Regions from separate parts of the Mus musculus genome. Here region 1 is linked to region 2. A link is a loop called in an ENCODE intact Hi-C map of the cell type or tissue named here. Cell type or tissue: gastrocnemius. All regions are shown on one strand. Links, peaks and the distances in the headings refer to the core of each region. The heading gives the core; the rest is flanking DNA.

Region 1 (2,915 bases), core at 322-2,821, 68 kb after region 2:
CAAGCCTCCACAAGACCAAGGGGCTCCCCTCCCACTGATGCCAGATAAGGCCATCCTCTGCTACCTATCCAGCTGGAGCCATGGGTACCTCCATGTGAACTCTTTGGCTGGCGGTTTAGTCTCTGGGAGCTTGGGGGGTCTGGTTGGTTGATAGTGTTGTTCTTCCTCTGGGGTTGCAAACTCCTTCAGTTCCTACAGTGTTTGCCCTAACTTCCCCATTGAGGTCCCTGTATTCAGTCCATTGTTTGGCTGTGTACAACCATATTGGTCAGGACCTGGCAGAGTCTCTCAGAGACAGCTGTATCAGGCTCCTGTCAGCAAGCACTTCTTGCCATCCGCAATAGTGTCTGGGTTTGGTGTCTGCTTGTGGGATGGATCCCTAGGTGGGGCAGTCTCTGGATGGCCTTTTCTTCAATCTCTGTGCCACTGTTTGTCTTTGTATTTCCTCTAGACGAGCAACTGCTTGTTTCTTGCTTGAGAATCATTCCACACTCCTGTTGTGAGGCCAAAGTTATGTTTTAAGTTTAAATTCCCATGCTTAACAGATCTATAAAACAAAAATCAACCAAACAAGAACGGACAACTTTCTGGAATGCTGGGGGCTGCTGTGTATGTCAGATAGCAAGCCACATGTTGTTGCTTTTGTAAACAAGCTTGACCGCCCAACCGAACAGGACATACTCAATCACAAATGGGTGGAAAGAAGTATGTCATGATGTATGCTTGCCCCCAGTTGGGTGAAGGCTAGAAGTAGTACATAGCCTTGTGGGGCTTTGCTTTTTAAGTTTCTGACTATTGCAATTCATGACCATACTCTGAGAACCCCAGATAGTGTCCTGGCTAGTGTCCATCATCCTGGCCAAGCATTTAATAAAGCATGCTTCAAATTTGGCTTAAAATTTGGGGTAATGGTCTTATCCTCACCAAGTGGGATAAGACTCCAGATGTGGTTCTATCTGTCAAGAGGTCTCTGAAGGACTAGTGTGAGCTTCCAGACATCAACTCCTCTTTTCTCTCTGAAGCCCCATGTGAAGAGGGAACACAGTCTAGAGCCTGTTGTGACCAGGAACCACTGCTGTGGTTGTGTTCATCCAGAGACCTGCCTCATGAAGCCCCAGTTCCTGCGCAACAAGAGGAAATTCTCTCACCCGACTCCACTCACAGACCCTTAGCTCACGTTTGTGGGATCTTTAGTTTTTCTCTTTGGGAAGTAACCAGTTTTCTCCCACCTGACCTGAACTATCACTTCTTCCGCATTTTGACTTTCACAATCTGTGCAGAGCCTGGACTTCAGGAGCAGTGAGCCCTCAGGTGCCTGCTCACAGGACTGCCTTCTGATGCCTCACTATTCCACCGAGCCTTCTGGGGTTTCTAAACCACTGGCTTTGAAGAATGAGACTTATCAGGGTGGTTTGTGAAACTAATGATGTAACATTTTTCTCTGGTGGAATAGCCCAGGCTCAGGAGTTGCTCTTCAAACCTGCTCAGGCACCACAAGAAAGTGGGGGCCCGTGTTTACTCTCATCTGTGAAGCACCCATGTTCTCAGACTTCTTCCTTAAGGCCTGCCTTTGGTTCCCTCTGGTGTCTGATACAGGAAGTGAGCCAGAGGCTCCTGTCCTCTTGGGCCAGCATAAGTGAGGAGCCTGTTGTCCTTTTCCCACAATAGCACATCAGTGAGCTCTGTTGAGTTTCCTTAGACACATCCCAGTCAGATGCATAACTTACCAATCACAGTTTAGGCTAATCAATACTTGCCAACTTCCATTCACTTTAGAGAGTTTATCCTTCCTATCTGTACTTCTCTCTGAATGCTATTGCTGCTGTGCCCTGCACTGTAGGTGTGGCATGAATTCTTTAAAAGTTGAGATTCTCTGTCTACTACTGTAGAAAATGTCTACATATGTAAAGGGGTGGGGTAAATGGAATGACTCCATAATGGAGTGTGTCAGCCATCATTGGCCATCAAAGAAAAAGTCCAGGAACAGATAGATATGGACTACCTCTTTTTGGGTTGTTGGGGCATGGTCTTCCTCAACTGTCACATGCTATTGCCACTGCTCTTTGTCACCCTCCAGAACTTGCTGGGAATACTGTATCGATGAAGACACCATGAACCTGAATCATATGACACAGGGATTGAGGAATAGTCCTGACCTTGAAAACCTCCCAGCTACTCACTGATTGGTAAGACTCTGAGCCTAGGCATCGTACTCTATTCCAAATTAATAGTCTCCTGCCTCAATTGGAAAGCACATGCCACTGCCTGGAGTGAGAGAGGGAAGTAGAGATGAAGGAAAGAAAGAAGAAACGCAGGTAGACAGGCTTCCAAAAGGAGGTATTATCCTTCCCACTGAGTTGAGCCAAGTTCAGTAGGTAGATGGGGAATGAAAGACATTGCAGAGGAAGAAATGTGTTAAAAATCTAATCTATGGAATAAAAAAGCTGAAAAGTTCTGATTATGGACGGAGGGTTGAGTTCGTGTAGGAAACAGATTAGGCTGGGGGGGGGGGTGTCAAAGAGCACTTTGTCTTCCACAACAAGTTATTTGTGCTTTATCTCAGCAGCACTGAGAAGTGATTGATATGTTTCAGGCATAGCAAGGGTTGACACTGACATGAGCACCGTGTTCAGGGAGTCCCCAGGACAGCATTCCCTAGGTATCCTCATGGCTAACTGCCATAATGATTTCTTTCCATCTTTAGCCTTTCTCATGGAAGCAAATGATACAAATACCAGTGTCTCAGGTCAGAAGTTTGTGTATGTTGTCACCATCAGGTGTCAATAGACAGTGCCAATCCAGTTGCTATACAGCTGGACCTAGTTAAAGTAAATTAATTCAAAGCTCCAAGATTGGGAATCTGGGCAAGAAATTGAGACATCTGAAGTGTTGACATAGATGGGAAGGAGATAAGA
Region 2 (2,915 bases), core at 205-2,704:
CCTGAATTCTGGTAGCGAGATTCTAACAGAATCTATTATTTTCTTTTTTTTTAAATTAGGTATTTTCCTCATTTACATTTCCAATGCTATCCCAAAAGTCCCCCATACCCTCCCCCCCACCCCCTTACCCATTCACTCCCACTTTTTGGCCCTGGCATTCCCCTTTACTGGGGCATATAAAGTTTGCAAGTCCAATAGGCCTCTCTTTCCAGTGATGGCCGACTAGGCCATCTTTTGATACATATGCAGCTAGAGTCAAGAGCTCCAGGGTACTGGTTAGTTCATATTGTTGTTCCACCTATAGGGTTGCAATTCCCTTTAGCTCCTTGGGTATTTTCTCTAGCTCCTCCATTGGGGGCCCTGTGATCCATCCAATAGCTAACTGTGAGCATCCACTTATGTGTTTGCTAGGCCCCGGTGTAGTCTCACTAGAGACTGCTATATCAGGGTCCTATCAGCACAGTCTTGCTAGTGTATGCAATGGTGTCAGCGTTTGGAGGCTGATTATGGGATGGATCCCTGGATATGGCAGTCTCTAGATGGTCCATCCTTTTGTCTCAGCACCAAACTTTGTCTCTGTAACTCCTTCCATGGGTGTTTTGTTCCCAATTCTAAGAAGGGGCAAAGTGTCCACACTTTGGTCTTCATTCTTCTTGAGTTTCATGTGTTTTGCAAATTGTAACTTATATCTTGGGTATTCTAAGTTTCTGGGCTAATATCCACTTATCAGTGAGTACATATCATTTGAGTTCTTTTGTGATTGGGTTACCTCACTCAGGATAATGCACTCCAGGTCCAACCACTTGCCTAGGAATTTCATAAATTCATTCTTTTTAATAGCTGAGTAGTACTCCATTGTGTAAATGTACCACATTTTTTTGTATCCATTCCTCTGTTGAGGGGCATCTGGGTTCTTTCCAGCCTCTGGCTATTATAAATAAGGCTGCTATGAACATAGTGGAGCATGTTTCTTTCTTACTAGTTGGAACATCTTCTGGATATATGCCCAGGAGAGGTATTGCGGGATCCTCTGGTAGTACCATGTCCAATTTTCTGAGAAACCGCCAGACTAATTTCCAGAGTGGTTGTACAAGCTTGCAATCCCACTAACAATGGAGGAGTGTTCCTCTTTCTCCACATCCTCGTAAGCATCTGCTGTCGCCTGAATTTTTGATCTTAGCCATTCTGACTGGTGTGAGATGGAATCTCAGGGTTGTTTTGATTTGACTATGCACCATTCTTTTTACCATATTCTAACGCCCCCAATCTCATTTTTTTATATTTGGGCCTTTTAACTCTTTCCGTGCAGGTCCTCAGCAGACCTGCAATCGTTTCCTGCAAACTCTTGTCAGTTATACTGCTTTGCTATAGAATACTGGAAATTATTCCCACTATGTTACTTATTTCAGGACAGGTGCTGAGACATGTCCCTCCCCCACACTCTCTGTCTTTCTAAACTCTAGTGGTCACCGTTTATATTATTTGTTTGTAAGGACGACTTTGAGCTATCCAGTCACTCCTCTAGTAGTTTCAGACACAGTATATCACCGTAGAGATTTAAAAGGCACGGGCAGCTTCAATATTAACAGGATCACATTGAGATCTTGTTAATTGTCTAGGTTCATGGTCTGACTTAAACGCCTCTGGGTACTTGTGTTTATGATAGACGCTAGGAAAAGTTGAATTCATTAAAAATTAAAAAGTGGAAATTTCAAGTTTAGGAATACTCAGCCATATACCAGGCAGCCACTAGGTGGCATGAGTGAGTCCTTAGCGTTGCTCTTCAATCTAGGCTCCAGATCCCAGAACAGTTTAAAAGAGAAACCTGTGGGGCATAGAAGACGGCAGTCCAAATGTTGGATGTTTATTATTGGTTGAGCATGGGATGAGGCAATGGGATCCTGCAGAAGGGCAGGATCTCCTTAAGTCACCAGCGAAGTTTGCGAAGGACCGGGACTCTTTTTTTTTTTTTTTTTTTTTTTTTTTTTTGGTTTCTTGAGACAGGGTTTCTCTGTATAGCCCTGGCTGTCCTGGAACTCACTTTTTCCTGCCTCTGCCTCCCCGAGTGCTGGGATTAAAGGCGTGTGCCACTACTCTCGGTTCAGGACTTTAACCTTCGCAGCAAGGGGCTTTTCTGCACCCCCGCAACGCAAGATCACAAAGGTGAAGGTGGAAAATGCAGTAAGTGGGTGATGTTTTCTGTGGACCAGTGCGATTGCGCCGGCAAGCACAGGTTCTTCCAAGAACATGTTACTGTTTCTGAGAGGTCAGTACGTGCAGCAGATGAGATAAAACACCTCTTCCATTTCCGGGTCTCTGATAAATGCTTCCTTCACCAGCACTGGGGAAGAGCACAGAAGAGACTGGACTTCTGTCCTCGATGTCGGCCACCGCTGTGACAGATGCCTTGTGTTGGAGCTTGCTTAAGCTCATGGAGCTGAACGAGGGCAAAGATGAATTGTCTGCCGTGTGCCGAATACTTTTCCTTTTGGGCCACATAAATTACTTTTGCTATCTACACTTTTTAATTTCAATTTAATTTTAATTTGACTTGCAAACAAATGAAAATCGGACTTTTCATTGTGCACATTATACCTGTCTTAGGGTTTCTACAGATTTGATGAAATACCATGGCCACAAGCAACTTGTCAAGGAAAGGGTTTATGTGATCCACATATCCTGAATTATGTAGCCCGCTGAAGGAAGCTAAGAGCTAAGGAAGGAACTCAAACTAGGCAGGAGCCAGGGAGGGGTGTTTCCTACTGGCTTGCTCCTTACTACTTGTCAGCCTGCTTTCTTATACAACCCCAGACTGCTAGCCCAGGGATGTTGCTACCCACCATGGGCAGGGCCCTCCTACTTCAATCACTAATTTAAAAAATACCCTACAGTCCTTTTGGACAGGAATAGCATGA

Evidence for each region. A loop is a pair of places that touch in the nucleus more often than their neighbours do. Peaks named below come from ENCODE experiments on the same cell type or tissue, not always from the same donor. Only the 100,000 strongest peaks of a DNase experiment are listed, where the experiment ranks them.
Region 1: it touches region 2 in a loop (7-fold over the local background); 10 of 42 quality-filtered maps call a loop at or near these places.

Annotation. Positions count from the first base shown.
Region 1 is chr3:68,645,238-68,648,152 of GRCm38, reverse strand. No RefSeq gene overlaps it. Among named protein-coding and RNA genes, the nearest start is that of Il12a, 45 kb to the left of the region's middle. In gastrocnemius, for the core only: a CTCF peak has its summit at 1,586 (motif pointing left); a DNase peak (open chromatin) is centred at 1,569.
Region 2 is chr3:68,712,654-68,715,568 of GRCm38, reverse strand. No RefSeq gene overlaps it. Among named protein-coding and RNA genes, the nearest start is that of Il12a, 23 kb to the right of the region's middle. In gastrocnemius, for the core only: no CTCF peak of the experiment used is centred there; a DNase peak (open chromatin) is centred at 1,763; H3K4me3 peaks cover 454 bases.